7 separate regions of the Mus musculus genome follow, and all the other regions are linked to region 5. A link is a loop called in an ENCODE intact Hi-C map of the cell type or tissue named here. Cell type or tissue: heart. All regions are shown on one strand.

The links. A loop is a pair of places that touch in the nucleus more often than their neighbours do. Peaks named below come from ENCODE experiments on the same cell type or tissue, not always from the same donor. Only the 100,000 strongest peaks of a DNase experiment are listed, where the experiment ranks them.
Region 1: it touches region 5 in a loop (3-fold over the local background); 26 of 42 quality-filtered maps call a loop at or near these places.
Region 2: it touches region 5 in a loop (2.6-fold over the local background); 7 of 42 quality-filtered maps call a loop at or near these places.
Region 3: a loop joins it to region 5, with 2.4 times the contacts of the local background. A loop is called at or near these places in 3 of 42 quality-filtered maps.
Region 4: a loop joins it to region 5, with 6 times the contacts of the local background. A loop is called at or near these places in 20 of 42 quality-filtered maps.
Region 6: a loop joins it to region 5, with 3 times the contacts of the local background. A loop is called at or near these places in 12 of 42 quality-filtered maps.
Region 7: a loop joins it to region 5, with 5 times the contacts of the local background. A loop is called at or near these places in 40 of 42 quality-filtered maps.

What each region holds. Positions count from the first base shown.
Region 1 is chr12:79,359,893-79,363,892 of GRCm38, reverse strand. The region is part of intron 7 of Rad51b (RAD51 paralog B); the gene reads right to left. Among named protein-coding and RNA genes, the nearest start is that of Rad51b, 65 kb to the right of the region's middle. In heart, a CTCF peak has its summit at 1,505; no DNase peak of the experiment used is centred here.
Region 2 is chr12:79,836,766-79,840,765 of GRCm38, reverse strand. It overlaps a transcript of Rad51b not described here. Among named protein-coding and RNA genes, the nearest start is that of Gm3596, 6.9 kb to the right of the region's middle. In heart, no CTCF peak of the experiment used is centred here; a DNase peak (open chromatin) is centred at 2,375; H3K27ac peaks cover 3,571 bases.
Region 3 is chr12:79,794,289-79,798,288 of GRCm38, reverse strand. The region is part of intron 9 of Rad51b (RAD51 paralog B); the gene reads right to left. The region is part of intron 1 of Gm36048 (a long non-coding RNA gene); the gene reads left to right. Among named protein-coding and RNA genes, the nearest start is that of Gm36048, 2.6 kb to the left of the region's middle. RefSeq lists an enhancer at 1-2,495. In heart, no CTCF peak of the experiment used is centred here; DNase peaks (open chromatin) are centred at 1,058 and 1,848; H3K27ac peaks cover 1,564 bases.
Region 4 is chr12:80,107,061-80,111,060 of GRCm38, reverse strand. Zfp36l1 (zinc finger protein 36, C3H type-like 1) reads left to right here. Exons shown (of 2, transcript NM_007564.5): 2 at 513-3,301. The coding sequence ends at 1,472. Among named protein-coding and RNA genes, the nearest start is that of Zfp36l1, 4.0 kb to the left of the region's middle. In heart, CTCF peaks have their summits at 600 and 1,994 (motif pointing left); DNase peaks (open chromatin) are centred at 570, 1,250, 1,940 and 3,738; H3K4me3 peaks cover 2,047 bases; H3K27ac peaks cover 2,029 bases.
Region 5 is chr12:79,610,873-79,614,872 of GRCm38, reverse strand. All of the region lies in intron 7 of Rad51b (RAD51 paralog B), which reads right to left. Among named protein-coding and RNA genes, the nearest start is that of Gm36048, 190 kb to the left of the region's middle. In heart, a CTCF peak has its summit at 2,006; DNase peaks (open chromatin) are centred at 2,002 and 2,352; H3K27ac peaks cover 3,622 bases.
Region 6 is chr12:79,967,585-79,971,584 of GRCm38, reverse strand. No RefSeq gene overlaps it. Among named protein-coding and RNA genes, the nearest start is that of 4933435C09Rik, 33 kb to the right of the region's middle. RefSeq lists an enhancer at 1-2,955. In heart, a CTCF peak has its summit at 1,600 (motif pointing right); DNase peaks (open chromatin) are centred at 1,144, 1,454, 3,524, 3,904 and 3 weaker places; H3K4me3 peaks cover 361 bases; H3K27ac peaks cover 3,665 bases.
Region 7 is chr12:80,131,384-80,135,383 of GRCm38, reverse strand. 2310015A10Rik (RIKEN cDNA 2310015A10 gene) reads left to right here and starts at 2,540. Exons shown (of 3, transcript NR_033514.1): 1 at 2,540-2,657; 2 at 3,425-3,570. In heart, a CTCF peak has its summit at 2,431 (motif pointing right); DNase peaks (open chromatin) are centred at 2,643 and 3,905; H3K4me3 peaks cover 1,476 bases; H3K27ac peaks cover 2,286 bases.

The DNA.
Region 1 (4,000 bases), 250 kb after region 5:
GTTTACTTATTTACCTTCAGGTGGATCGCACTATATTGCCCAGACTGGTCCTGAGACCCTGGCCTCATACAACCTTCTTGTAATAGACTCCCAAGTGCCAGGAACTACAGACCCACATTGCTGTACCAGACTCAATAAACTACTTGAGAAGCACTCTTCTCCAGGGGCAGTAGTACAAACCTGTAACCCCGGCTTATTGGGAAGCTAATGTGAAAAAAACCATTTGAGCCCATGGGTTCTAGGCCAGCATAGAAAACACTGAAATTTCATGAGGCTTGGAGGGTGTGACAGTGTGGGTGGGGTGAGTTAAATGAATACCTTACTGAAAACATAGCTGAGTTGGGGTATTGCTCTTTGACAGATTAGTTACCTCAAGCACATAAGGCTTGAGTTTCAATACCCAGAGAGAGAAAGAGAGGGTAGGGGGAGGAGAAGGAAGAGGAAAGGACATGGGAGGGGAAGAGAAAGAGGAAAAGACAGGGGAGGGGAAGAGAGAGGAAAGGACAAGGGAGGGAGGAAGAGAGAAGAGAGGAGGGGAGAACCTTTGTCTGTAAGATTACATATTTTTCAATACCTCCCCCCCCACACACACACACACACATACCTACAATAATTTGAAGTGTATGAATTTATGTTGAGGCTTTTCCCTCTAAATGTGTAACTGTTAGAAAGCAGAGCATGGTAAGTTCTAGACCATGTCAGCCATGCTCTAGTGAACAGATTGATGTATTTTGTGGGAATAGGTTAGCCACTACAGAAGCTGAGCCCCTTTATTTTCTCTTTACACAAACCCAGTTGTCTTTCTGCTTCCCACCATGATAGCTAAAGCTCCCTAAGGCCGTCACCAAAAGTCAAAACAATACAGGCACCATGCATTTGCACATCCCAGCCTCCAAAATCAAAGGAAAACTAAATTTCCTTTATAAATCACTCCATCTCAGGTGTTCTGTTATAGCAACAGAGAACAGACTAACATAAACACCACAAGTCTAAATAGTCCTACGTTGAATTAAATCTTGTCTCCTGAGTCATTTGCTTCAAACAAAACAACATCATTCCAAAAAAGGCCCCATTTTAACCGTCATTTCTAGTGGCTAAATCACTGATTTGACTTTCAGCAAATCTGTAGAACGTAAAAACAACTATTTTTTTAAAAGCTAAAAGGAAGCCAAAGAAAAACACTGAGGAAAATAAAGACTTAATGAAATGTTTTCCTTAGTCACACACTAGAATGGGAACCGAGGACATATGGTCACAGAACAGAGATTGTCCCTGTCCTTGTGCAGCTTCATTGTTAAGAGTTTTATCACAACAAAAGAGACATTTATATTGCCATTCATCCATGAATAAAAGTGACATATCTGGTATGAAACCCTTTTCAAGGGGCTGGAGAGACAGCTCAGTGGTTAGGAAGACAAAGGATTGCAAGTTTGAGTCCCAGAGCCCAGATAGCAGCTCACAAGCATCTTTAACTCCAGTGGGAGGAGTCTGATGCCCCTTCTGGCCACTGTGGGCAATGCACTAACATGGCACACAAATAGACATGCAGGCAAAACACTCATACACATCAAATAAATATTTAAAAATTAGAATAATAAAAAAAGAAACTGTATCCAAATCCCTGTCATAAACAAAAGGTTCGTCTGATTGAGTTTTCCCTTCCTTTACATCTGTGGGCAGTTTTTATTATGTATGATTGACATCATATATCCAGTCATGGGAATATACAATGTGGATGTTATCTATGATGGTGGTGGTGGTGGTGGTGGTGATGATGATGATGATAAATAATGACAATGACAGCAACAGTAATTGCTTAGAAAGCAGTAAAGTTCCTGATGTTGCACAATTTAGAGTTATTTAAGGTATTTAAAGTTCTTATCCCTTCTTCTGATTGATGATTACTCCGTGTGACACTGGGTTTGTTTGTTTGTTTGTCTAGGACCATGTCTTGCCACATTATCCACGCTAGTTTCCAACTCCCAAATCAGGCTATCCTCCCAAAACAGATCACTGATCAAAAATATTCTATCAAAATAAAGAACTTAAACAAACAAGCTGACAAAGTTTAACAAGTTAACTACTTGATCATCCTGGAGATCAGAGCACGGCTTGTGGCAGCTGGTTCTCTCCTTTCACTACCCAGTCCCAGAGAATGAATTCAGGCAGCCGGGCTTGGCATCGGGTGCCTTGACCCACTGTTTTAATGTGATAAAAATCAGAGATTTGGGATTTAATGTTCCAGGTGTCTATTTCTCCTTTGTCTAGTGTTCCCTTCCTGTTTTGTTTCCGGAAAAAATAACCATTTTCCTGACTTCAGATAGTCCTTACTTCCAAATAGAACATCCTAAAACTAAAGGGTCCCCAAAAATGTACCTCCAAACCCCAAGGCCATGCAGAACCCCACGACTTTTGTCCTTATTTGTCCATGAAAGCCATAGAGAAGTTTATGAAGGCTATGGATTCTCTTCCCAAAATACACTCCTAAGAATATACTTAACACTTCGCATAATTTCAGGAGACCTAAAGCATGGTCAAAATCCATCAACGTAAATGATTGGTCCACATTTTCTCTTCAGCCATGTTTCCTTCAATATCAAGAAATCCTGGCAGCAATGAGAAAATAAGTTGGAACTTACTCATGAAGTCAATAGAAAAAAAAAAAAAAGCCAAATGTCCAAAAAATTAAAGAAAAAGGTCCGTGCCAATGTGGGGTACTCCTAGGATGGCTGGATGCCAGAAGACTTATTAAATGGCACTAGAGAAACAATCTAAACATTTTTATGATTTTAGAATACAAAATTCAATCTTGCTTATTTCAACTACCACCACCTTGCTTTGAATATTGTCATTTAATCAGCACAAAGTCTAGATATTCTGGTGTAGCTTGATTCCACTTACTCCTCCTAACTCTTACCTAGAAGCCAGTTTTATCTTATTTTCTTCTCATTGTTATTTACTAATTTTTACATTTTTATTTCGTGTGTATATGTAGTATATGCATGTGTGTACATGAGTGTACATGGGTGAGAGCCACCCAGATGCCTATGGGAAGCTAGAGGTTGACTCTCCGGTCCCTTGCCTCAGTCATACTGCCTCACTTTTGAGGTAGGTCTCAGCAAACCTAAAGCTCACTGTTTTGGCTGAAATGGCTGGCCAGCGAGCTCCCAGGATCCCCCTGTCTTCATCTCCCAGCACTGAGGTTACCAGAGCACACCACCACGTCCAGTTTCTACATGAGATTAGAGGATAAGAACCCAGCTCTTCATGCTTGCATGTTGAGCGACTTCCCCAGAACCATCTCCCTCCCTGATTTCATACTTCAACGGTCAGGGAGAAAGTCATAATTCAACTGTTGAAGGAGCAAAGCATGAAAGTCTTGTTTTCCCCTTGGATAAAAGACATATATCCAAAAATATTAATATATTAATGTGTCTAAGGTAAATATGATTCTATCTTTCTCTTTGAAGAACTTTCAGTTCCTTGGCCTACCCAGGAGATAGTGACTGAAGCACATCTTCTCTGTCTATCTATCTCCCTCTCTTGTGATTATACATGCATGTATGTAGAGGCCATAGGTCAATCTCAGACATCCCTCGGGTGATCCACTTTGGTTTTTAAGACAAAGGTCTCTCATTTGGCCCAGACCTAATAAATGTGGCTAGGCTAGCTGGCCAGCAATGCCCATGAACTTCCCTGTCTCAGTCTCCCCCGAGCTGAGATTATGATCGCAGGTTACTACACCCACCTTGTCCTGTGAGTGCTGCAGGTATCATTAGGATCCTTAGGACTACACAGCAAGCACTTTACTGACCATTTCCCTGGGGTTTTCTTTTTACCGACATCAAGGCATCGGGCATCCAAAAAACTCTGTTGAACATTTAATAATTTTAAGGTCTTTAATGGTAACACCCATGTTAGTTTTGACCGCTGTTGTTTGCCTGGCATACAGCATGCCTGGCACACAGTATGTGCTCAAAATCTGTAACTTCAATCCACA
Region 2 (4,000 bases), 230 kb before region 5:
CTCCCCCACCCTGTGGAAGAAGAGGCCTGGGTGTGATAAGTCACTCCCATTGGTGACACTTGATTTTGTCACGCTGCTTGAGCTCAGTCTATAGTGCCACGTGTGTTGCTGGAGAATCTTGTCACCTCAAATGTTCTGTCACCTGTTGTAAAAGGAAGATGACCTCACTCACCTCACCAGGTCAAGTGACATAAAGAGCCAAATTTAGCGAGTAGCGGTGGTTTCTGGCTGCTCTCTCTTTACCATCTGGCGCAGAGGAATAGGGGTGAAAAGACCCTTTTGCTCCTCCTCCTGGAAGCCCTCTGTCTAGCCTCGAACCCATTTTGATAGCAATACCACCACTTGGTTGAGTCTAGGCTGTTCTCATCTCAGTTTCTCCCAAATACTCAGCCCATCACTCCCAGTGCCTTCTCCTCCTCCATGTAGCAATTCCAGGGCCCCCAAGTCATATCCCCATTCTACCCTCCCTTCAAGCCCAGTCCCAAGAGTGAGAAAGCAAAGAGCTCTTGTATTCTTTTGAGCAGGAGAAAGTCCGTTGAAAGTGGCTTTGCTTTGTTGTGCCCACTTCAGAAAAAGATCAAACTGCAGGCTCCACGAAGAAGAAGGGAGGCTTCAGGCAGGAGGAGGAGGGGCAAGCCTAAGCAGGGGGTACAGAGGCTCTCACAGAGCCTGAGGGGACAAGATCCTTACAACTAACCAATATATGGCCTGCTCACAGATGGTCTCATTACCCCAAACCAGCCTAGACAATACAGCTAGAACGTTTCCCAGCAGATAGATAGGCAACCATCTAGTCTGAGGAACTGAGTTAGCAGTATCTACATAGGACCCCTTCCCTTCCTGAGAGTTCTTGCCTTTCAGGTTCCCAGGGAGGAGCACAGAGCACATGCAAGGAAGCCCTTGAATAGGCACTGCTTCAATTCAAGCCTTGGATGCTTAGGAGGGGCCTCGGCATCCCACAAATCCCCCAGTGCACAAAGCTTTGAGGCCAAGTGTTCAGTCTGTTTGTTCTTTGAAACAGGCCCTGGAAGCCAGGAGTTATTTGTTTCCGAAAGGTAGGCGCGCATCAGGTGGGTGGTCGCTGCACTTTCTGTGCTTTGATTCCTGCCTTTCTTTTCAGGACCACTGAGGGGTTTATTTTCCTTCTCGCAGCAGTGCTCCGGGGCTCTGCTGTACACTGTATCTGTGTTGGGTTTTCCCACAGGCCCCTGCAAAAGCAGTCCACTTGCTTTCAGAAGGCCCTGGGCGGCCCCGTGAGGGGGGAGCTGGTTGCAGCTGTATGCCCCTCCTTTCTGCAGCAGGCTTTGATCAGGGTTTTTTTTTGGGGGGGGGGGGAGTGATGGGGGTGTGGGCTGGTGCAGCCTGACCTCCCATCTCCAACATCTCCCAGGTAGAAAGTTCTGTTCAGCCTGTCTGTGGCTTCAAAGGCCCTGCCCCTCCGGGCTGGGACAAGTCTGATAATGGTTCCCATTTTTTGTTGCTGTGTGATCTTCCAGCAGCCCTATCTTTCAGTCGACAGGATCCTGCTTGTTTGGTTGGGCTGCTCCAGCCAAATTGAAATCACCTTTCTGGTTGAGGAAGCACATTGATGTCTGTCTTCTCCCATTGAGACCCCTTTGATGGCTCAGACATGGCCTTCTAGCTCAGACAAAGGTGACCCGGGCCATGGCAGCCAGACACCTGTCCAGTCAGAGCCCGAGCCTTGAACAGGGTGGACATCTGCTTGAGTCTGCAATTCAAGAAGAACACTCCATTTGGCACTTGTGTCCTCGGGAGCACACAGCTTAAGGAAAGCCAAGGCTTTCTGCTCTACTTCCTCGAAGAAATCCAGCCATGGTGGCTGAGGCGGCATCCTGTTCTCCATGCTTGAACTTGAACCTGGGACACAGCCCAGATCCCTAAAGTTGACTACAGTTCCCAGGAACTTGAGCTGCTCTGAGTTGAGAAGCAGGCAGCCAGCCAGTGTTAGGCAGGATGTCCCTTCCTAACAGTTGTGGCCTTACAGGTTCAGTTCTCAGCCCTGGGGCATGAACAACAAGTAATGGGGCCCCTCCAAAATCTATTTCTAGCTCCTACCCCAAACAGTTTCATCTGTCAGTCCCCAGGGTTGAGTCAAAGGACAAGGGCTGAGCCACCAGTGTGCTGCTGTTGGTCTGGAGAGGGGTTGCGGCTTCCCTGGAAGGCTGGCTGACTGCTCCTCTGGGGCAGGTGGGGTTAGGCTGCACATTGCCCTTTGGTTTCCTCACATTTAAAATGAGGGTGGCCAAGGGCAATAGGAGAGCATCCTCCTTCCTCAGTCTGATAGCACAGGGCTCTTCCTTTTGACTGTACTCAAAACAACCAGGGCAGAACAATGAACACAGGAGGAGGCCCAAGGGAATTTATCATGTGGCTGTCCCGTGGCAGTTCCCTCTCTGCCTTTATCTCCTACAGAGGTCTGTGTGGGAGGAAATTCTGGCAGGCTGCATTTGTCTCCCTGGAGTGGAGAGAAGCTGCAATGTTGGCCTCGCCCCAGCCTCAGCCATAGCAAGGAGACCTGAGCCGTCTCCCAAGACTCTGAAGATGTGCCCACCAGAGTGCAAACCTGCAAAGAAGAGACTCCAAAGAGTGTCAGTGTGCCCAGACCAGCCCAGGTCCTCCTCTCTGCTCCTGTCACTGCGTGACAGCTTTGTAGACACTTGTCCTCTGTTGTTGGAAAAGCAGGGGGCAGACACAGCAGTGAACACAAAAATTTCTCACACCAGGGAGGTCACTTGCCTAGAGAATTCATCCTTTTCCCCAGATGCCTGGGAAAAGAGAAAGGACCTCCGAGCCTTGCGGCGATGAGGAAGTTAGCCAGTTCCAGTTGCTCCCTGTGAAAGTAGATGTTTTGCAGCATCTGATCAGGCCATCTCATCTCAGCACTGATTCATTTATTTGTATAGTGGGGGGTATACGCATGCAAGTAGGTACACATGTGTGTACAGGTGTATGTGCAGACTTCATGAATATGTAGAGGGCACAGGAGGAAGTCAGTTCTCCTACTATGGTGCTCTCTGCCTTATTACTGTGAGTCAGTCTCTTGTTGACCCTGGAGTTTGCAGCGTTTTGGCCAGACTAATGGCTAGCAAGCCAATGATCTTCCTGTCTCTGACCATCCCTAGTCCTGGAGTGAGAGGTATATGTGGCTTTTAACATGGCTGTTGGTGATCTAAACTCAGGTCCTCATGCTTGCAGAGCAAGTGCTATTACCCACTGAGCTATCACCTCAGCCTCCCATCTCGGCATTCTTAATTTCATTCAGTCCATATGCAAAATCCTCCCTGCCAAGGGGAAACTCTAGTGCCTTTGCTGCCAAGATTCAGAAACTAAGGAAAACAGTTCCTATCCGGCAGCTAGTCACTGTGGGATGTTGGCCCACCATTCTTTGGGGCTTGAGCCTTTTATAATGCTACAAATTGAACACGGGAAGACCTGGGTTGAAGGTCACCAAGTGATCTTGACTAGGCGACCTGACATCTCATGGCCTCAGTTTACACATCGGCAATACTAGAAACCTCAGAGGACTCTTCTCACTCAGAACTGCATGAGATAACGTCTGTGATGTACCTAGCACACGCTAAGGATTCTATAATGTGACCATTATCATTACCATCCTTTCAAACGCTATGCAGGTCTGACTGGTCGTCCTCCTCCCTGCTGAATAGCAACCTCAGAGAACAGTAAGCCCTACTCTGATGTAAGAAACAAACTCCGGGTGGGAATGGGGGGCATATAGGTGGAGGCAGACCCCACAGCACAAAGGTTAGGAATGTCTACCTGGGACACCAGTAGAAAACTCAGGGACAGATCTGAACATAACCTGATTTTTTTTTTCCTCTCTGGCCATGTCACCTCTCAGGTCAGACACAGTGGGCTGGTTTCTTAGGACTTCAGTGACACATTGGCACAAACAACATCATTTCTCACTCAGTAGACAAATATTCTTTCACACTTTTGGAAAGAAGTCTAAAATTGAGAT
Region 3 (4,000 bases), 180 kb before region 5:
TGTGAGTGTGTGACTACACATACTAAATTTTATTTTATTTTATTTTATTTTATTTTATATGTATTGGTGTTTTGCCTGCATGTATGTTTATGTACTGTGGTGTGCTTAGTACCTGCAGAGCCCAGAAGAGGAAATTGGATTCTTTCTGGAGTTGTAAGCTTCTGTGTGGGTGATGGGAACTAAACATGGTTCCTCTGGAAGAACAGCCAGTGCCCTTAACTGCTGGGCCATCTCTCCAGCCCTCACTGCTGTTCCATAGCATGATTAGAGGTGACAAATCGACAGCATTTGGTGGCAGCCACCATCACAATCAGCTGCTTTTGGCTCCCACGTCTTCTAGAATGCTCTTGATATAAAACAAGTTCCTCTCTGGAGCAAAAGATGGAAAGAATAAATGTATAAAGTGATGACCTGCCAGACCTTCTCTGACTTGTATCTATTTAAAAAACTTATCTGTAGTTTCTCCCCCAGTCGGGGGTCTTGGAAAATGCCATAGAAAAGAGCAGGCCACCTTCCCAGTCTCTGCCAAGAGACTTCGCTTGGGCAGGACCCAAAGTCAAGCCATTGGTTCCAGATTGCTATAGCATCATATGTTTTTCCTGGCCTGACCCTACTTCTATGAGGCTTAAAAGTGGAAAAGGAGCCATGGAACGGAAAGTGCTGGGCACAGGAGTCCTTCTCCAGGATGAGGACACCTTCCAGGAATAGTGCCCGTGCCCTATGTTATGATACAGGCGTTCTATCATCTGGAGCAGCCCAGCCTGGCCCTCCTCTGTGGTTGGCCAGGGTACACAATAGGGAGCAGGGTCTTGGAGTTTTGAGTAAAGGCTATTCTGGAGGGTGCTTTTGGAGAGATTTGGTCCTGGCAGGCTCCATCAGTTCCTGCAATACAGCCCAGTCTCAGGAAACAGTGAGTTTTGTCTTTGTGGCCTAGGAAAGCAAGTTTGAATAGGCAGCCATGCGCGGAGGCAGGCTGGCACCAGCGCTCCCACTTTCTCTTCCCCAGCTCCCATGCCCGGAAGGCTGCTTTTAACCCTGGTGATGAGCACCTTCCTCTTTTCTCTTCTTCCTCTTCCCGCCCACATCCTAGAGCTCACAATGGTTGAGGGTGAGGGCCGGAGTAAAGGGCTTGGCAGAGTCAAAGTGTACAGAAAACCTTTTCTTCCCGTAGGAGCAGGTGGCTAGCTGGGCTGGCTTTCTGCTCTCTGTCGGACAATGACAATGGAGTGTGTTCAGCTGAGGAAACGGTGGTAAGAAACAACCGAGAGCCAGCTCAGAAGTGACACCTTGCACACTCACCCACGTTTTCCTGCTAGCCTTTCAATTCTTTCTTAGTCTTTCCATTGATCAGCAAGATTCTGTAGTTGTTGATAACTTGAGCCAGGATGTGCTTGCAGGATATGTCTGATCCTTTCATCTGTATGTGTGGTCCTACTAAGGAGCTCGGGAGAAACCTGTGGACTCCGAAATGTCTTTCAATGCAGGTCCTATTATCTCATTTCATTTGCAGTCTGGGCTAATAAAACCCATTGCTAAATCAAACACATCTTTCCTCTAGCTCTGCCAAGAGACTGACAATAATCTTGCATGCCAGGGTTTTGCCTCCTTGTTGAAGACTTAGCAAAAGGGTTCCTCAAATGATTGGAAGCCCAGGAGGAAAGCTGCTTGGCCTGGCATCAAGTAATCCAAGAGATTAATAACCTCAAGGCTTGTCCCTTCCCCAGGTTGAGTAAAGTCCTCCAAGCTAAGGGACAGGAGGGCCGGAAATGCTTCAGACAGGAAGGTCTGTGTCTGCAAGGAGGTAGTAAGTTGAGGGGGATCTGAAGTATACCCAGAGATTCCCGTAGGAATTCCCTGTCATTGTGTTGAAGAAACTACAGGAAAGGCGGCGGGGGCAGCTGCTGTGTGTCTCTAGATCTGACCCCGATTAGAATCTGCTTCGTCACTAGGAAAATCACTCTCCATGGAACACAGAAGCTCCAGCAACAATGCCACAGGCATGAGAGAAGAGCCAGCAGGGAGTTTAATGGCATCTAAGTTGTCTTTTCACATCAGAGAGGCTCGGGCTCAAGAAGTATACAGTGCTGGAAATGGCAGGGTGGAAAATAGACCGTATCTCAGTAAGCCTGGCTTTATTAATTTATTTCCATTTGGCCAACGTCACTTCTCCCATAGACATTTAGTCATAGAAAGTAAGCTGGCCTAAATCTCTATGAAATAGGGATTTCCTAGGTTTTAGGACAAACCCCCTAGAAGTTCTGCACCTGAGGCTGTGAGATCATATATTGCCACAGAATACTATTACGTTCTTTGATGGCATCTCTCTAGTGGTTGTTTCCAAAGTGTCTTCTAATAACATTGGATTATGAAAGTATAATCTAGAAGAGAATGTGCTCCTTAAGGAAAACAGAGTTTCCTCAGCCCAATGGGATCCTTGTGTAGTAAGTTATAGGACATGGTCAGGGGGAGCTTTTCCTCACGGCTTTCTCCTCAATATTTCATTATTAGAAAATTTAAGTACACAGCAAAATGGAGAAAGTTTTTAATGAATACCTATAGTCCAATCATGTTGCTTTATAATGAACACTTTTTTTATTTACATCCTAGTTATCTATCAACTCACCTGCATTTGTTACACTTCAAAGTAAATTGTGAACATTAGCTCATCCTTGCCTAAATACTTTCACATGCATATAACTATTATAAGAGTATGGTTTGTTCATATATCTTATTAGCCACACTGGGTTTTGTTTTATTTTTTTAGTGTACATCATATGTGACTTGAAAGTATCAGTGATTTTTCCTCAATATAATGGAATCAGCAAAAATATGATGACTATACACATGTGTTTGAATATAAACTTAATCAGTAAAGCTGATCTTTAATCTTTCAAAATGAACTTGTTTTATTAAGATGTACTTTACATGCAATAAATGTTGCTATATACATTTAATCTATAGATTTTCCTTTGAATGCCACTTCAACTATGTCATGTAGGCTTTGGTATAGTATATATTCTATTTCAATGGTCACAATTTTCTATTTTCTATTCTGATTGATTTTTTGCTTTGTTATTTATTTCCAAGTCCGTACCCAATTCAGAATTTTTGAAATTTCTGCCTGTTATTGGTTACTAACTTGATTCCATTGTAACTGGAGAAGTTTGTTCAGATTTCAGGTCTTTCAGATGTGCTGAGACCCGTATTATAACCCCATAGACAGATCATATGCAGATCATATACAGATCATACTGGAGGGTGCTCCACTCAAAGTGAGTATGCCACTCCCACGGGAAGTGGTCTAGAGAGACCGATGAGCACACTGAAAAGTTCACAGCTCTCTTCAAATCTTTTGCTTCTTTGATGAAATTCTGCTCAACTGATCAATCCATAATTGAAAATGGGATATGGCAGTCTCCTAATTTTACTATTGAATTATCTATAGATAATCTATAGATGCCTTTTCCCTTTGAACTTGTTCTTGTTTCAGATATTATTTTGGAGGTTCAGTTTTTAGATGCATTTATGTTTATAATAGTTAAGTGTTCCTGACAGGGGAACATTTCCTTAATTAAAACAACTTTTTTTCATACACTATATTTTGATTATATTTTCTTCTCCGTCAGCTCCTCTCCGGTCCTCCCCCACCTCCCTACCTACTCAACTTTATATTCTCTCTCTTTCAAAAAAAAATACAAAAAACAAAACCACAGAGTTTTGTGTTGGTCAAATACCCTTGAACATGGGGTCTGTTTTGGAGTTGGTTGTTATACCCAGCGAGACTCCACTGGTGAAAACTGATTTTCCCTTTGCCCCTGGGTATCGATTGTAAATATCTTCCTGGTTAGGTCGGTACCCTGTATCTTTTTCCCCTTTAGGCCAGGTTTGGTGACTTTAACAAACAGAAGGTTCATGAATTTAAGGCAAGCCTGAACTGTACACTGAGACCCTGTCTCAGACATTAACAACAACATGTCCATTTTTGTTTCTGGTAGAATTT
Region 4 (4,000 bases), 500 kb before region 5:
CTGTTGCCAAAGGAAGGGCACACTTGTGGAAGAGGAAATGGTGGAGAGTGTGGGGCCAGATTTTGTGGGGGTGGGGGTGGCGGGGGGGGGGGGGCGGGTAAGCAGGGACTGATTGAGAGAGGATTTGGCTCATCCTTCCAAACTTCTAAACTAGGTTTACCTGATTCTTTTAGGGGGAGGGAAATGAAAAGGGACTGTCTTGTGTGAAAGGCTCTCTGAGTTGAGGAATGTATAAACGGGGCCCGGATTTTAGAGGGGGGAAAATTAGCTTTAGGGACAGGAGGAAGCTACATATCGGGTCAGCACGGGGCGGGATGAATACATAACTTTTTCTTCCACACACGGCAGGATTTTGCGGTTTCTTATGAGCAGTGCCAAAATAAATCCAGGTGGCTCCTTTTAGAGAGACTGGCCTATCAGATGGAGAGGTGCTGTCCTTTGTGGACACCATGCCCTGGCCTCGTGGATGTCCTCAGTCACTCATCCGTCCCTTTCTTTCCCTCCCCTCCCAGGGTAACAAGATGCTCAACTACAGCACTCCCAGCGCTGGGGGCTGCCTGCTGGACAGGAAGGCAGTGGGCACCCCTGCTGGCGGGGGCTTCCCTCGCAGGCACTCGGTCACTCTGCCCAGCTCCAAGTTCCATCAGAACCAGCTTCTCAGCAGCCTTAAGGGTGAGCCGGCCCCGTCCCTGAGCTCACGCGACAGCCGCTTTCGAGACCGCTCTTTCTCCGAAGGGGGCGAGCGGCTGCTGCCCACCCAGAAGCAGCCTGGGAGCGGCCAGGTCAACTCCAGCCGCTACAAGACGGAGCTGTGCCGTCCCTTCGAAGAAAACGGTGCCTGTAAGTACGGGGACAAGTGCCAGTTCGCGCATGGCATCCACGAGCTCCGCAGCCTGACCCGCCACCCCAAGTACAAGACGGAGCTGTGCCGCACCTTCCACACCATCGGCTTTTGCCCGTACGGGCCCCGCTGCCACTTCATTCATAACGCCGAGGAGCGACGCGCCCTGGCGGGGGGCCGAGACCTCTCCGCTGACCGTCCCCGCCTCCAGCATAGCTTTAGCTTTGCTGGGTTTCCCAGTGCCGCTGCCACCGCCGCTGCCACGGGGCTGCTGGACAGCCCCACATCCATCACCCCACCCCCTATCCTGAGCGCCGATGACCTCTTGGGCTCACCTACTCTGCCCGATGGCACCAATAACCCCTTCGCCTTTTCCAGCCAGGAGCTGGCGAGCCTCTTTGCTCCTAGCATGGGGCTGCCTGGGGGAGGCTCCCCCACCACTTTCCTCTTCCGGCCCATGTCCGAATCCCCTCACATGTTTGACTCTCCCCCCAGCCCTCAGGATTCTCTCTCGGACCACGAGGGCTATCTGAGCAGCTCCAGCTCCAGCCACAGTGGCTCAGACTCCCCTACCTTGGACAACTCAAGACGCCTGCCCATTTTCAGCAGACTCTCCATCTCAGATGACTAAGCCAGGGTAGGGAGGGACCCCCCCCCATGCCTCCTTCACCTCTCCACCCCATCTCTTCCCTTCACCTCCCCACCCCCTAACTTTCCCTCAAACCCCACATTGATACATTTAAGCTCAGCCCCTTTCCCAGAACAACCTTGGTATGTTACCCTCCCCCCACATAAGGACAAGTCAATTTGTTGGTAGCTTCTGGCTTGAAACCCTCTCCCTCCATTTCATAGCCCACTTAACCACGCATAACAGAGTTCCATCTTTTGTCAGTAGATGCCTTTTTTTACCCCCCCCCACCCCCCCCGGCTTAAGCCTTAAGTGCCAAATCACAAAAGAAAAAAAGCAGTAACCGTTTACAGAAGCAACTTAGTGCCTTGTAATCTAACTTTGTCACTGTGACTACATTACCTCTTCAACGCCAGGGGGCACCCGTGGGCCTCCCAGAGCCTCTGCCCGTGGGGTTGGGGGTGGGGGTGGGGTGACCCGCAACCAGCAGCTCCCCCAGCTGGCCACACAAGTGCACCTTTCTTTCGGTCTCCCGCACACTCTTCCTCTTCCTTATAGTTACTCACCTCCCTCAGAGAGTTGTTGCTGGACTTGGGGTTTTTTTGGGGGGAGGGGTCTATTTTGACTTTCAAAACCTTTTACTTCCCAGCCCGAACCCCTGTTGACTAATCTTGCCTGGGTTTGTGTAGGTCTCCAGGGACAAAGGTTGAACAAGTTGGACGAAGGTTTTGACATAAGTGGGACTTCGTGATTTAATTTCTTTCTTTCTTTTCTTTTTTTTTTAAGTGGGGAGGAAGGGGAAACTAGATGGACTATGAGAGACTTGATTTTGGTGCTAAAGTTCCCCAATTCATATGTGACATCTTAAAAATGACAACAAATGAGAGAAAAGCTAAAAACAACAAAAAAAAACATGTAAGGGGTGAGCAGTTAATGGTCTGCATTCCACATACAATATCTGTGTAAAACGATTTCCTGTAGAAGTAGCTTTAATGGATTTTGCTCTAGAATACCTTAGGTCTACCTTAGAGCCCCCACACAATGCTTTTTTCCCTGGGTTTAAACTTCATCTAACTTTCAGAAATTGGAGAGCAAAAATGTTGCTTATCACTGCACATCAATATAAAAAAGCTTATTTAACTTATCAAAACGTATTTATTGCCAAACTATGCTTTTTTTGTTAATTTTGTTCATATTTATCGGGATGACAAATCCATAGAATATATTCTTTTATGTTAAATTATGATCTTCATATTAATCTTAAAATTTTGTGACGTGTCTTTCCTTTTTTCCACAGTTTTAATATATTATTCTTCAACAACATTTTTGTAACTTTACACTTTTTTTGGTTATTTTATTTTAAAAAAATGAAAAATTAATTTAAAAAAATGCAAAAAACTGTTGGATTATTTATTTTAGAAATTCTCCCCTTTGTGTTGGACTGCAAATTGAGTTTCTTTCTCCTTAGGCCTTTCACAGGTAGGACTGAGAATGTATGTATAAGTTCTGTGACAGTACAGAAGGAAAACCACCATTTTATGTATAGCTTCTAAAAGGGAAAACAAAAAAAGAGAAAAACCCTTTGAATTCCATGTGCCCATCTCAAGACATTCCGCTCGCAGATTTGTGGTTCTGGATTCCAGGTTGGAGTTTTCCAATGTTGACATAAACAACTGGCGCACACACATAAAGATGAATGTAATTATTATTCCTCTTGCTGGTCACTACCGTCGCTTTCTATTTCTCTTTCTTTGTGTGAATTTATTTAAAAGAAAAAAAAAACTTTTTGTAACGACTATTTGCAGTTTAAAAATCAATAAACCCCGTTTTTCAAGAAATGATTTGTCTATAGGTTTTTCCTTGGTCTGACACTCCTTGGGGCAACGAGGTGGCTGGTCTTTCATCTTTAAAGCTAAACCCATAACTCTGGATGTTGATGCCTTAAGGTCACTCAGCTTGGGTGGGGCGGAGGTATTTTTTATTTTTATTTATTTTATTTATTTTTTTTTTTTTTTTTAGCAAAGGAGCCTGCAGAGAGCAGGTCCAGGGTATCCTTGCTGACCTGTGTGACCTTGGCTACTGTAGGGAGCTGTGACAGGATCATCCAGTCTTCCCACTATGAACTTCCTTTGGGGGATGGTCAGGGTGCTACTGATAAAGTACATAGCCCATGCTGCACTTGCTGGCTTACATTGACTGTGTCAAGGGCTCATAGGTATTGGTCTCATAGGCATTAACCTAGTCAAGGTCCTAGCCTCAGTACACCCCTGAACCGGTATGAGGAAGCACTGCCTGCCTGCAGAGGAGCCACCAGGATGGGAAAGGGCAGTCTGCACCTGGATTTGACTGCAGGGCTGGAAAGGGAAGATGGAGGTTAACATAGACTGTATAGGAAGTCAGTAGTTCCCATCAAGGGAGGTGGTAGGCCAGTTGTGGCGCAAGAGTTGCTGGAGGAGGCTGAGGCAGGAGGATCCTGAGACAGACAGCCAGGATCAGGGAGCCCCTGGAAAGTGATTTTTTTCCCCCTCTCT
Region 5 (4,000 bases):
AGGAACTGACTGAATTCTGGTTTGTTTCCCTGAAAATGTAAGCTATGGAGCAGACATTGTAGTAAGAAAACTACACCCCTTGACACAGAAGCAAATATAGAAACAAGCTGTGACTCATTTTCACCATCCCTCCAGTCCCAAGACTTTAAAGCATGATCCACAGAATGAAGCCCCCCCCCCCCCCGTAAAGACCCACTACACATTTACTGTGGTTCCAAGGGCAAAGGAAACCAATTAATTGGAAAAGTGTGAAGATAAAGACCTTCCAGGGGGAGGGAAGGGAGGTGGAATAAAAGAAAGGACCGACAAGAGCAAAAATATCATAAATTAATCATTCAAAATGGGTGCAAAATACTAGAGTGGGGCAAAGCCAAGCTGTTGTTTAGTCCCTGCCCAGGGCTAATCTACACAGCACTCTAGAAGGCTCAAGAGCAGCTATTAGAGGAAACAATAAAGAAGCCCCTCCCCCTGGAAATTTGATCTCTGCTTTGGAATTTTTATGACATTTCTTTCTTAGGGAAGGAGAAGGTCTCACCACCCTCTTCCAGCTTCAAAGCCTGCAATTAATATCCTTGGCCTGCTTTATGTACGTTGTTTGAGGTATTCTCAAAAGTCATATTGCTGAATTTAATGAAAGTCCATTAGGCAACTGAATCAGCAGAACACTTGGGCCTTCATCTACAGAACTATCCTGTAGACGAGTCACCTTGGTCACATTCACGAGGCCCTTCAGTGTCACCAACGCTGTATGTGCAAAATTAGGATTTTATCAGGACTCTTAGCTGAAAACCAAAAAATGCTTTGGGTTCCCCAGTTGGGAAATGGTAGGTCGTGATGTAAGAATATGTACAAAGTGATTTTGGTTCTTGTACAAAGACACTTGGTTCTTGGTATTACGCAACAAGTGAGTTCCTGAAAAGTTGCGACTTACACAGTCTATTTTTTTTTTTTTTTAATTCTCATCGATGGAGTCACTTACAATCCACATCAGGAACTCACTACTCACTGTTTAATGAAATCTGATTGTGGTTTCAGCTGTGAGGAAAGAATGCTTTGTAATTAAAACGAAATCTTTCTGTTTGATCAATTTTCTACATTCAGACTTGTTTTTTTTTTTTTTAACTGAAGTCTCAAGGTGGGTACTGTCAGGGTGCTATCCTCAGTTGGTACACAATGTTTTGTTTTAATGGTGTTTCTTCTTTCTTAGAAAAAAAAAAAAAATCCAAAGATCCAGAGAAGTATTTCTGTAACCGGAGTTCATGCTCTCTACAACATGAAAGGACACAACTTGTACTGGTGCTTTATTTAGCTTACTGTGGCCTGCGGCCTGTGGCCTGCGAGGCATCCAGGGTAGCAGACCCCAGTACACTATTAGGTAAGAAAACAAGAACAAAAACTGGAAGCCATGTCTCACCCACCTACGGCAGCTCTGCCAGTCTAGCTACACAGCAGAATCAAGATGGCGCCATGCCAGCAAAACAAAAATCTGCCTTCTGTTGTTGTTTGGTTTGTTTGCTTGTTTTTGTGATCTTCAGCGTATCTGAGTTAGTGGGGACAGTGAGTGATCGTAGGGTAATGGCTTACTATGATCTTCAGGCTCAGTCTGCTGTCCCTCTGAGAAATATCTAATGAACTCAAGGGAAGGTCTTACCTTCAGACACCCATGACCCAAATGACATGCCAAGGCAAGAGTGCCAGCACCACTGTGTGCTCCCATCACAATCTGCCCTTCGAGGCAGCTGCTGGCAGGCAGTGTCTGCCCTCTACTACCAGAATGCAATGGGGCAGAAAAATTAAACTGCAAGTGGGCTGAGGGAATAAAGGGAGAAGGAAACTTAAAGGCAGTATCTTGGAAGCATATGTTTCAGACTCACTGCGGGCAGTTCCCTGTCAAGCAGAGATCAGCCAGGTTGGTTAGCCTAATCTCCCCAAGCCACAGATGGTCTAGGCCTCCTCATTCCTGTCCCTGGGACCACAGCCAGTGGTGTGGCCACCCTGCCACCTAGCGTTCAGTGTGAAAACAAGCAGCACGTCTTGACAATGCATGCTGGGTTTCAAGAAGAGCCAGAAAAGGGAGCCAAGAACTTTGCTAAATTCCCTATCCCTTGTTCCCTTGTTTGTTTTTGTTTTAAATGAAGGTTATTCAACGCTGGCAGCCTAGTGAGACACTGCCAATAACCCCAGCAGCCCCTCACATCTGAAGGGGAAGCAAAGAGTACTGGGTCTGAAGTGAAGGCGCGGAGGAGAAGGCCCATTCCCTCCACATATGGTAAATGGTGTGGCTACGGCAGCACTGTCTCGGGCAGGGCAGGAAAAGTGTAGCCGTTGCAGGAGAAGATGAGGAAAAGGGACTGCTTTTTAAAACATCATTTTAGCAACACGCATGGTGGGGCAATGAGATAAGCCGTGGGCTTGGCCTGCACGCCTGGGCGTGAGCCCCGCTCAGCAGCTTCCTAGCAGTGTGGTTGGGTCACACACAGCTTCCAGCTTCAGTTCTGTTTCTGGAAAACAGCTGTACTTAGATGTGTCTTTCCTACTTCCACAAAACTGCCTTGAGGGTCTGCTCGAACAAAATGTATGCGGGGGCACTTTGAGCAAAAATTCTGTGGGCTAGAATTAGAACATAGGTTAAAATTAGAGTGTTCCAAATACATTTCTTTAAAATTATGCTTCATCCAGGATAACGAGCCCACCTTGACAAGCCACTTCAATGTCTTACATATTCACAATATTTTTTTTTCAAGACAGGGTTTCTCTGTGTAGCTCTGGCTGTCCTAGAACTTTCTCTGTAGGCCAGGCTGGCCTCAAACTCACAGAAATCTGCCTGCCTCTGCCTTTAATCTGCTGGGATTAAAGGTGTACCACCACTGCCTGGCCCACAAAATTTCTTAAAGCAACAGGACTGAATTCCCTTCTTCTGGACAGAGCTCACATTGTGATGACAAGCCAGGCATGAGGAGGCAGGGCTTTTCTTTGCTGTTCCTGAACTAACTTTCTGTGTAACTTCAAGCAAAGCCACTTCGCTGTCCTCAGTTGCAGTTTGTAAATACACAGATAAGTCAGCTGTAGACTGAACAGCCACCTCCTGCCACTTCTAAGATAAAAAGATGGCTTGCTTCTGATACCCACTCTTCCCCTTACACGAAACAGTCTTGAGGATCCAGTAGGATTTCTTTGGAAACTTAAGCTCATCACAAACCAATACAATGCAATTTTTCCAGAAAAATCCTAAAAGCTGTATGCTAGAAAAGACAGTCTTGGGAAGAAAAAGGTGGCCACTGAAGTATGAATGTGTTCGTATCCATATCAGAACATCCCAGGCTGCTCACAAATGGCTGTGGCCTGAAACAGCTCACCAAGCTACCCACCTGAGCTTCCACACTGACCACGAACGTCATTGCTTCCACATAGCTCTGAAAATACTGTCTGTTCTTTTTTTAGTAATGCTTTTAAACAATGTCAAGAAAAGAATTTTCCTTATCCAGATTTCTTCTCTGCCTACAAATGTCAACAGGACTTAGGAAGACAGTAATGAGAGCCCACTGACGTGAACTGCAGACAAGAGTCACACTGAAGCGCCATCAAGCCTGGAACATGACCATGACTGCCAGGGCAGGACGCGACTCACAGCCACCTCAGGCTCGTGAGCTTTTCCTCTATGGAGGGTGACCTGCTTTGAACATCTCAGCTTGTCCATCCTTTGGGAGAATGCCAGGAGTTAGCTTTGCCTGGTATCCCTGGGTGTCGTGTTGTGTACACTACACAAGCACACTGGTCCCAGAGGATCTAGCCCTCTCCTTTCTCCCCTCTGCTAGACCATCCACTTTCTAAGACAAACAGATTTTTCTCTAGTCTTTTCTAGAGGCCACGAAGACAGGGCTAGCCAAGGTTTGTGTCAATCTTCCTCCACTAGCCAAACAGCAGAAAGGCTCACTGGGATGCTACACTGCTTTAGCTCCATCAAGTCACTATCTGCCCAGGGAGGCGGGGCCCTTTGGGC
Region 6 (4,000 bases), 360 kb before region 5:
CAGCCCTCTGGTCTTACTAGGGACCTCCTGCCTGCTCTGTCCATCTCTCTTCATTGCAAAAGCTTCACTATTACCAATGTTTATAACTCTACTGAGGATCCCAAACCCAGATTCCCACCTTGATGTAGGAATTCCCTCTGCCCACCTGCATCCCTGTTCAGGGCCCTGACCAGTAATGTCTGCCAGGATGGTAGGGGAGGGGCATTTTCCAGGTTGAGGGTTTTCTCTGGGTCTGTTAGGGCCTGGAGACGCAGGGAAGCTTGCAATCCCAGGCCTGGGGGAGGGCAGGTAATATGAACTCCCAAGAGAAAGGGATCTGGGGCAGAGGAGAGAGGGAGGGGAGAAGGCTGGCTTTCCAGCATGTTCTCTATACCCTGGTATCGAGAGGCACTCCATCCTTCATTCCTCTGGCGCTACTGCTCCTGCATAGCTGTGCTGACTCACAGTGGACATCAAGGTTCACAAGTGACTGTTCCCAGCGCTGGGGCAACTTCCAAACTGGGTCATGGTAACCAATGGTAACCGGAAGAATAGCCTATAGAGTCTGAGTGTCCCCATAGCTCTCTCTACAGACAGAGTAAGTAAATTTTACCAAGAAGGGAAACTGAGGCTCAGAGAGGCTGAGAGGTTGCCTGAGTCTGCATACGCAATAAGCGCTGCTGCGGCCAGTTGTCAAACCCTGAAGGTCAAACCTCAGAGTCACAATCTTGATGCAGAGAGGGGCCCCGACAGACACTCAGTGACTATTTCCTGTCTTCAGCAGCTTTGGTCAGTGGCGGGGAATCAGAAAGGCACTTGCCCAGACTCTCCCAGCCCTCACGTTGGACAGCCTCAAGTTAATGTGGACAGTTGTGCCTGACTGTCAAGCAAGCCAGTCTGAGCTGGATTCCATACTTTACTTGCTGAACAATCCAAGCCTACTGCTCTCTGAACAGCCCTGGCCAGGAAGAGACCACCCCTGGATCCGGAGTCCGGCGCATGGCAGGGGGAGTAGGAAGAGCTGAGGAGGGAGTGTGGGGCCCCAGAGTTCCAGCGGTGGGTTTCCCTGCTTCAGGCTTGCCCTGGCCAATGGTCTTGCTTTCAGGCTTCTCTGTGCTCTGAGCACATCTAAACATTTGGAGAAAAACAAGAAAGTGAACAATAGGCGCTTGTGGGCTGGAGAACAGGGCTGACTTCCCCCTGGGACCCGGGCGCTGTTCGTAAGCTGCCCCAGCTGCACTCTCACGGTTGGGATGTCACTGGGGCCTGGCTGAATTACAGCCTTGTCCTCCATGGGGCCTGCTACCAACTCCTTTCATACCCGGGGAATGCAAATGTTGGTAGGGGGATCTGGAGCTGTGTAGAGACAGAAAGCTTGCTTTCCTGCCTGGAATTTGGGAAATCAGACAAAAGAACACACACACATACACATACCCCTATTTGGCATGGAAGCTCTGCCAAGCCATGCCCTGACAGTTGTGTCCTAACCAGAGAAGTTTGCCCCACAGGAAAAAAACCAAAACCCCAGCTCTCTATCAAGTGGACTCTGGGCACAGCCCCAAGAAGCTCAGAGTCCACAGGACCTAGAGACAGAATTCCTAATGTGTGCCAGAGCAGTTTCACCAGGAGGTGGTAGCAAAAGTACCCCCATTAGTTATAGCACTGAGGGAGGTGGGCCAAAGGTGCTCTTCTGAGCTGGCTCCTCTGAGGTTTTTAAGACTGTTGCTTCTCACCATTACAGCCTAAGCCACAGGGAATGAGAATGTAGTCAAAGTATCAAGATTAGAACAGAGAAGAACAAAACAGAGCCCAGACCCCCTCTCAGCTAGGGCTGACCAGTGGTATCATTCATACCCAGTAAGTAGGGCTAAGTTTCCCTGTCAAGAGTTCCTCACCTTTGTTCCCAGGACTGGAGGCGGCTTTGAGCAGTGTCCCGTCTGGGTGGCATCCCTGGAACAGGTCTCAGGCCCTGGTGTTTTTGAAGTAGCTGCCCAGACATCCCATCATAGGCTCAGGAGGGTGAATAGCCCTTCTACTCACCCCTCCCACTCCCCAACAATGTTCTGGATCTGAGAGCACTTCTGGGTTGTTTGTGCCCAAGGACAGGAGGAATTTGGCAAGAAGTCTGTGGTTGGAGGACAGTGCATTTACTTTGTGAAAGGATGAGTGAAGGACCATTCGGGGAAGTAGGGAGCACTGTTGTCAGAGTTGGGACTGGAGAGATTAGAATGGGTCAGAGGACTCCTATGAAGGACATGAGTAACAAAATGGGGGGTTCAGAACAAATGGGTTGACCTCTGGAGAGCAAAGGCAAGGCTTTAGTGTCTAAGAACTTCAAAATGGCTGTTAGGTCCCGCTAGATATGTGGTTCCTCCTCTTTCCTGCCCTAAATAGTTTTGGAGACAGAATCGTCTTTTTTTTTTTTTGAACTTTTATGAGTGTCTGTTTGTCTGTCTATATGTATGCACATCACAGGAGTCCCTGTGGAGGGCAGGAGGACTCTTGGGAATTGGTGTTATGAACAGCTGTAAGCTACCACGGGGTAGCTTACCCAAGCCAGGTCCTTTGCAAGAGCAGCAGTGTTCTTAACTTGAGCCACTGCTCCAACAGTGAGACAGTGTTTTTATGCAGCCCAGGCTGACCTCAAATTCTCATTCTCCTCCGTCTGTCTCCAGAGTGCTGAGATTAATGGACTACATTATCACCATACCTGCTCTTAGTCTACTTGTTGGTCACCTGGGACTGTGAAACCTTCGTAGTCTCTGCACTTCTCCTGCACTTCTCTGCACTGTTCCTTTCAGCACATTAACATGAGGCTTTGTTCCTTGTTAGGGAGCTGGGCTGAGTCCCACAGGGGCAGTGTCTCTAGGCACCCTGATCTTCTTGTATTCACTGCTCTCTTGAAAGTTCACTCATCTAACAAGAAGGAGGTAAGCAAGCAGCCTGTATGCATGCTTGAAGGGGACACTCTGTTCCTTGGAAGTAAAATAGCATTACCATTGCTTTTTTTTTTTTTTTTTTTGATTCACAATCTCTTGTATCTTTTCCACCAAGCCTCCCAAAATTTCTATTAAATCAGTGCAGCCTTAAAACTGAGCAAATACAGTAATTTCACTTGCCTTGGAGACACAATCTTTGACCGTGTATGTCCACAGTTTCATGTGGGCTTTCCCAGTGTATTCTTTCCCCTTCACAATTGAACACACAGTTGTCTGGCTTAAATCAAGAGAGCATCTGAGTTAGGCTAACTATTCCCCACTCTTGGCGTTGCCTAATGACTTCCATCTTTGTTTAAGTTACATTAGGTTTGTGAGACCTGCCCTTTTTTATCACCAACATCAGTACTTCAAGTTTCCATTTCCATTCATTCTTATGAAAGAACTCAGGTCAAAATGCAATGAAAATATTCCAAGACTCACACAAGCACCACTGAACGGGCAGCAGGTGATGCTGCAGAAATGGAATTGTTGCTTGGCAGGATGCAGCACCGTGGATGCCTCAAGCACTTGTTCACCGGCCAACCTGGGACAGTCTGAAACCAGAGCTTGTCCCAAGAGCTTGGGATGGTGTTATATAAGTCAAAGGGAAACATACGTCTCTGCCAGAGTCAGAGGTCGAAGCCAAAGGCGACTAGAATGATCTCATCTTAGGAAGCACAACAGGTGTAAATCCTGGCACCTCTCGTTTACTTGGGCAAACATTGCCATGCAATGAAGCTGTGGGTGAGGGTTGCTTCCTACAGCAGGGTGCCCTGTGCACATGCCCATACACCTTCCAGCATTCCTGAGTTTGGGGATGCATGAAAAAAGTGGGTCGGAGGACCCAGCACCCTGCTACACAGCTAGAGAGACTAGGCATGCCTATCAGGGAGGTCAGTCAAGTGGCCGAGTTCTAGTCAGGGCTTTTCCTAAGATACAGCAGCTCCAGGCCGCTCTGTTCACTGCATGACAGAGGACAGGGGCAAGTTGCTATCATCTGAAGAGATAGGGGGCTTACGGCCAACAGAGTGGTGAAAGGACAC
Region 7 (4,000 bases), 520 kb before region 5:
CCGGCTTGCCAGAGGCCAGTACTTCCACACATGACCTCATGAGAAGCCCTTAGTGCCTGGCACCGAGTCAGCACCCGAGAAGTGATCATTATTAATCTTCAGAATCTTCCGACGAGGCAGAATGCTGTGCTCTCCCCATTTCCCAGATGAGGCAACTGAGGCTCAGAGAGATTAAGTTACTTGCTGCTGGAGATAACCCAGAACTGGTTTTGAATTGGAAAGTGACTTACTTTGTTTCTTTGTTGTTGTTGTTGTTCTTATGTGTTCCTCTCCCTGGCTCAATGGGCCTGGAATCCATGGACTCCCCCCCCCCCGCCCCCCAAGACATAACACTGGAGTGGTATGGGGGCCCTAGATAAACTTTCCTGTCTTCTTTATCCCAGACTGAGTGCTGGGAGGCTGAGCTTAGTTATCCTGATTCCCCCATTCTTCTGATGAAGAAAGGGTTATGCAGGGTGCAGGGACCAATAGAGAATGTTCTCCACAGAAGCCTGAGCAGTAGACAGGCAGAGGCTGTCTGTCCCATCCTCATCTTCAGCTTGGCATGGGCACCCTACAGGCAACAAGCATCCTGACAACAACATTTGTGGTTGCTGTGTGCTAACCCGGCCAACCCTAGAGTCATTAGGGAGGGGAATAAATAGGAGGGGTGAGAACCGAGACTCAGGGAAAGATAGCGTGTCCCCCTATCTGCTCTCCAAAGTGCTTGGAGCGGCAGGGCAAAGCTAGCATGAGCTTGCACGCATCCTTTGAGGTCCTCCTCACATGTTGGAATTGTGACATCAGCCCCAAGCATACAACAGGCCCTTAACAATGTTCACAGAAGAAATTGGCCCCAGACAAAACATGAACTGCATGGGTGGGAAGATGGCACGCTGTCTTCTTACAACTGCCCAACGCATCTGGTTATATCAAATATGATTCTCCCTCAGGCTTCAAGGAAGGGCTGAAACAAATCGGACTCAGTCAGTGAGAAGCCCAGGAGTACCTGGCTAGGGTTCCTAAAGGTGAGGTAGCATTCTGGGTGTGGCTAAGATCTTGGGTCCCAGGGTCTCTTCTTAAGAGGGAGGTCCTGGGTACCAGATGTCTGGACCTTGCCCATTGGTCTCTCTTCTGTTCCCATAGCTTTGTCCTTCAGCCTTTGGATGGGTGGCAATGCTCTGGTCCCCTCTGCTCACCACACCCAGCGCTTTCTTGGGTTCTCTCCAGGACCTTCCTGCTCCCTTCTTCTAGACCCCTCTTTAGAATTTCCACAGAAAGGCCTTTTGTGACAGCTTCCACACAGCCCAGTATAAATCACACATGCTCCTTGATTCGCAGTGAAGCCCTGTCCCAACAATCCCTTCAATGAACTGAAAAGGCCAGGTAGCGTGGAGAGTACACCTGCTTCCGTAACGTACCAGACGTCACCACTGTGCCATGCAGTACACTATAGACCACTGTCTGCTTCCCACTCACGACTGTAGGAACTTCCCGCAGAAGAATACTGTGTTTATTGCTAGTCCGGGGGAAAACCCAGAATTAAAAATTCAACTGTGGTTTCTACTGAATGTATATTATTTATGTTTCACCTTACAGGTGAAATTATGATAAACTGGGGACTGTTTGTAGTTCCCTATTTATGTCTTCTTTCAGTGCCTTAATATTTTCCTCTATAAGAACATGGAAACTTTTCCAAACTGGGCCTGGTGAGATGGTTCAGTTTGGTGAAGGTGATTCACAGGCCTGATGATCTGAGTTTGGTTAGAATCTACAGAATCCACATGTTAGAAGGAGGGAATCCAGTCTTGAAAACTGCCCTGATTTAAATAACTATATAAAATATATACACACATATACATATATGCATATATATTTTATAAGTGAATTAAAACTTTTTCAAGGGGCTGGAGAGACGGATAAGCAGTAAAGGTCATTGGCTACTCTTCCAGAAAACCCAGGTTCAATTCCCAGCACTCACGTGCTTACAACCTTACAAGCTTACAGCCATCTGTAATTCCAGTTCAGGGGATTTAAAAAGTCCTCTTCTGGCCTCAAAGTGCACTGCAGGCACACGGTACATAGAAATACATATAGGCAAACAGCCGTACACTTAAGATTTAAAACTTTCTCAAGTGTCATCTTAGATTTGTGAAATTATCCCGCTAAGTGCCATATGGTTGAGAGCTCCATCAGGGTCCTCTGTGCTCTGTCTGCATACTGTATACTGGAGTGGATGATAGAACCCTGGCCTAAGTAAGTGGGCTGAGCTGGTAGATTCAGGACCAGCGGCCAACAGCAGCAACATTCACCCTGGAATGCCATAAAATACAAACTCTGAGTTGGAGTCCGACCAACAGATGGGAAGACGCCTAGGGAAGTGTGGTGTACGCTTTTGAGAACCCTGTAGAAAGGGTCTCAGTGCCCGGTGGTCCAGGGCAGTTAGGATGGCCCCGCGTGTGCCATTCGGCACACTGGCCAGTGGAGGGCAGTGTTGCCACGCCCATCGAACGACCTCGGCTGCTTGAGCGGCGTGAAAGGCCGGCTGGGGAAGACCGGCGGGGCGGCCGCAGTCTGCTCGCCCGGGCGACAGACGCTCCGAGATGCCGAAGGGCCAGCAGCGGCCCCGAAGCTCCGGGCTGGCCGCGCTGTCGCTCTGCCGCGCCCCGGTCTCGAAGGTTCGCGAGGCTCCAGGGCGCAGGGGAGGAGGCTCGCTCGGGCCGGCCGGGGCAGCCTGCCAGAGAGGGCGGCGGAACCTTGACCGCGGCCCCGGAGGCAAAGGGCAGCCTCCGCGTGATGCCTCGGCGAGCAAAACAAGCCGGCCATCTTGGCGCCCTTAACCAGCTCCTGGCCGCTCCGGGCGCGGCCAGGGGTCCGGCCACCGAGCCCCGCGGCGGGCCTGGGATTTGGAAACCGTAATGCCATGGGCGTGGGGAGGAATTTCTAAGAACGGGAAGAAAACTCGAGGCCCTGGCACGTTCCCTGGGGTGTTTGGAAATGCCATCAGTTAGCCATTAGTAGGCAGGGCCAGCGCTTCGGTCAGTGATTGGATTTGTCCCAGTCGCCTCCTAGTTCTTTTTGCCCTATATTCAAAGAGCTTAAAAGTCATGGGTGGTTGAAGTAGGTCAGAGTGATCACCAGGCTGTTGTTGCCTGGCAGCCCAGTGGCAGGGTCCGAGACAAGGTGGTATTCCAGTAGATGCCCTCGGGCCGTACCAACCCAGGGTCAAGGACTAGCTGCTCCAGTGCTATATGTGATCAGCTCATTTCCAGTTTCTCAATCATTCTGATGTCATCCGAGGGACAGAAGACCCCACGGCTCCTCCTCTTTGCCTAGTTTACACATCGGGGTTGTTCTAGCATTTGTAGTTTTCAGGTTCTAGAATATTCTTTTCCTCTGTCAGCCCCCACTAAGAAGCTTTCTTGATTTCCCCCTTTGTTTCCAGTGAAGGTGCCTCTTCCTGGCTAGCCCACCTACATGCTGTCATCACTGGGCTTCTGCAACTCTCAGTCTTTGTGGCTGCACCCTTCCCTTCTGAATCCTGAGGACCCATGAGTGTCAGGCCCATCATGAAATTGGTCGTCTTACTGGGTACGTAGGTCATGCAGGAACGGGTCCTTGCAAGAGGACTACCAAGCGACTGAATAGGTTTTAATCTGGATTGGGGCCTAGGAGTTATTCACAGGTGTTTTGAACCTTCAGCACAGGAGTATGTATAATGGTGTTTCCTTAAGCCCTGTAATGGAATCCTTTTGTGTGTTTACTGAAAGTTATTCTGAGTAGAACTGTCAGGGTGTGTGCGGTAGGAACCAAAACCATAGGTGTGAACCAGACTGAGAAGATGGGCCCTCAGAGCCCCCTCTGTGCAATTCTGTATGGCTTGGGCTATGGGCAAAGGGAAGACAATCAGGCTGGCAGGCTCAGGACCAACTGAAGACCGGCCTAAGCCGGTGGTTCTCAACATGTGGGTCGCGCCCCCGGGGGGTTTGTCAAAGGACCCTCGGAAGACACAGATATTTAC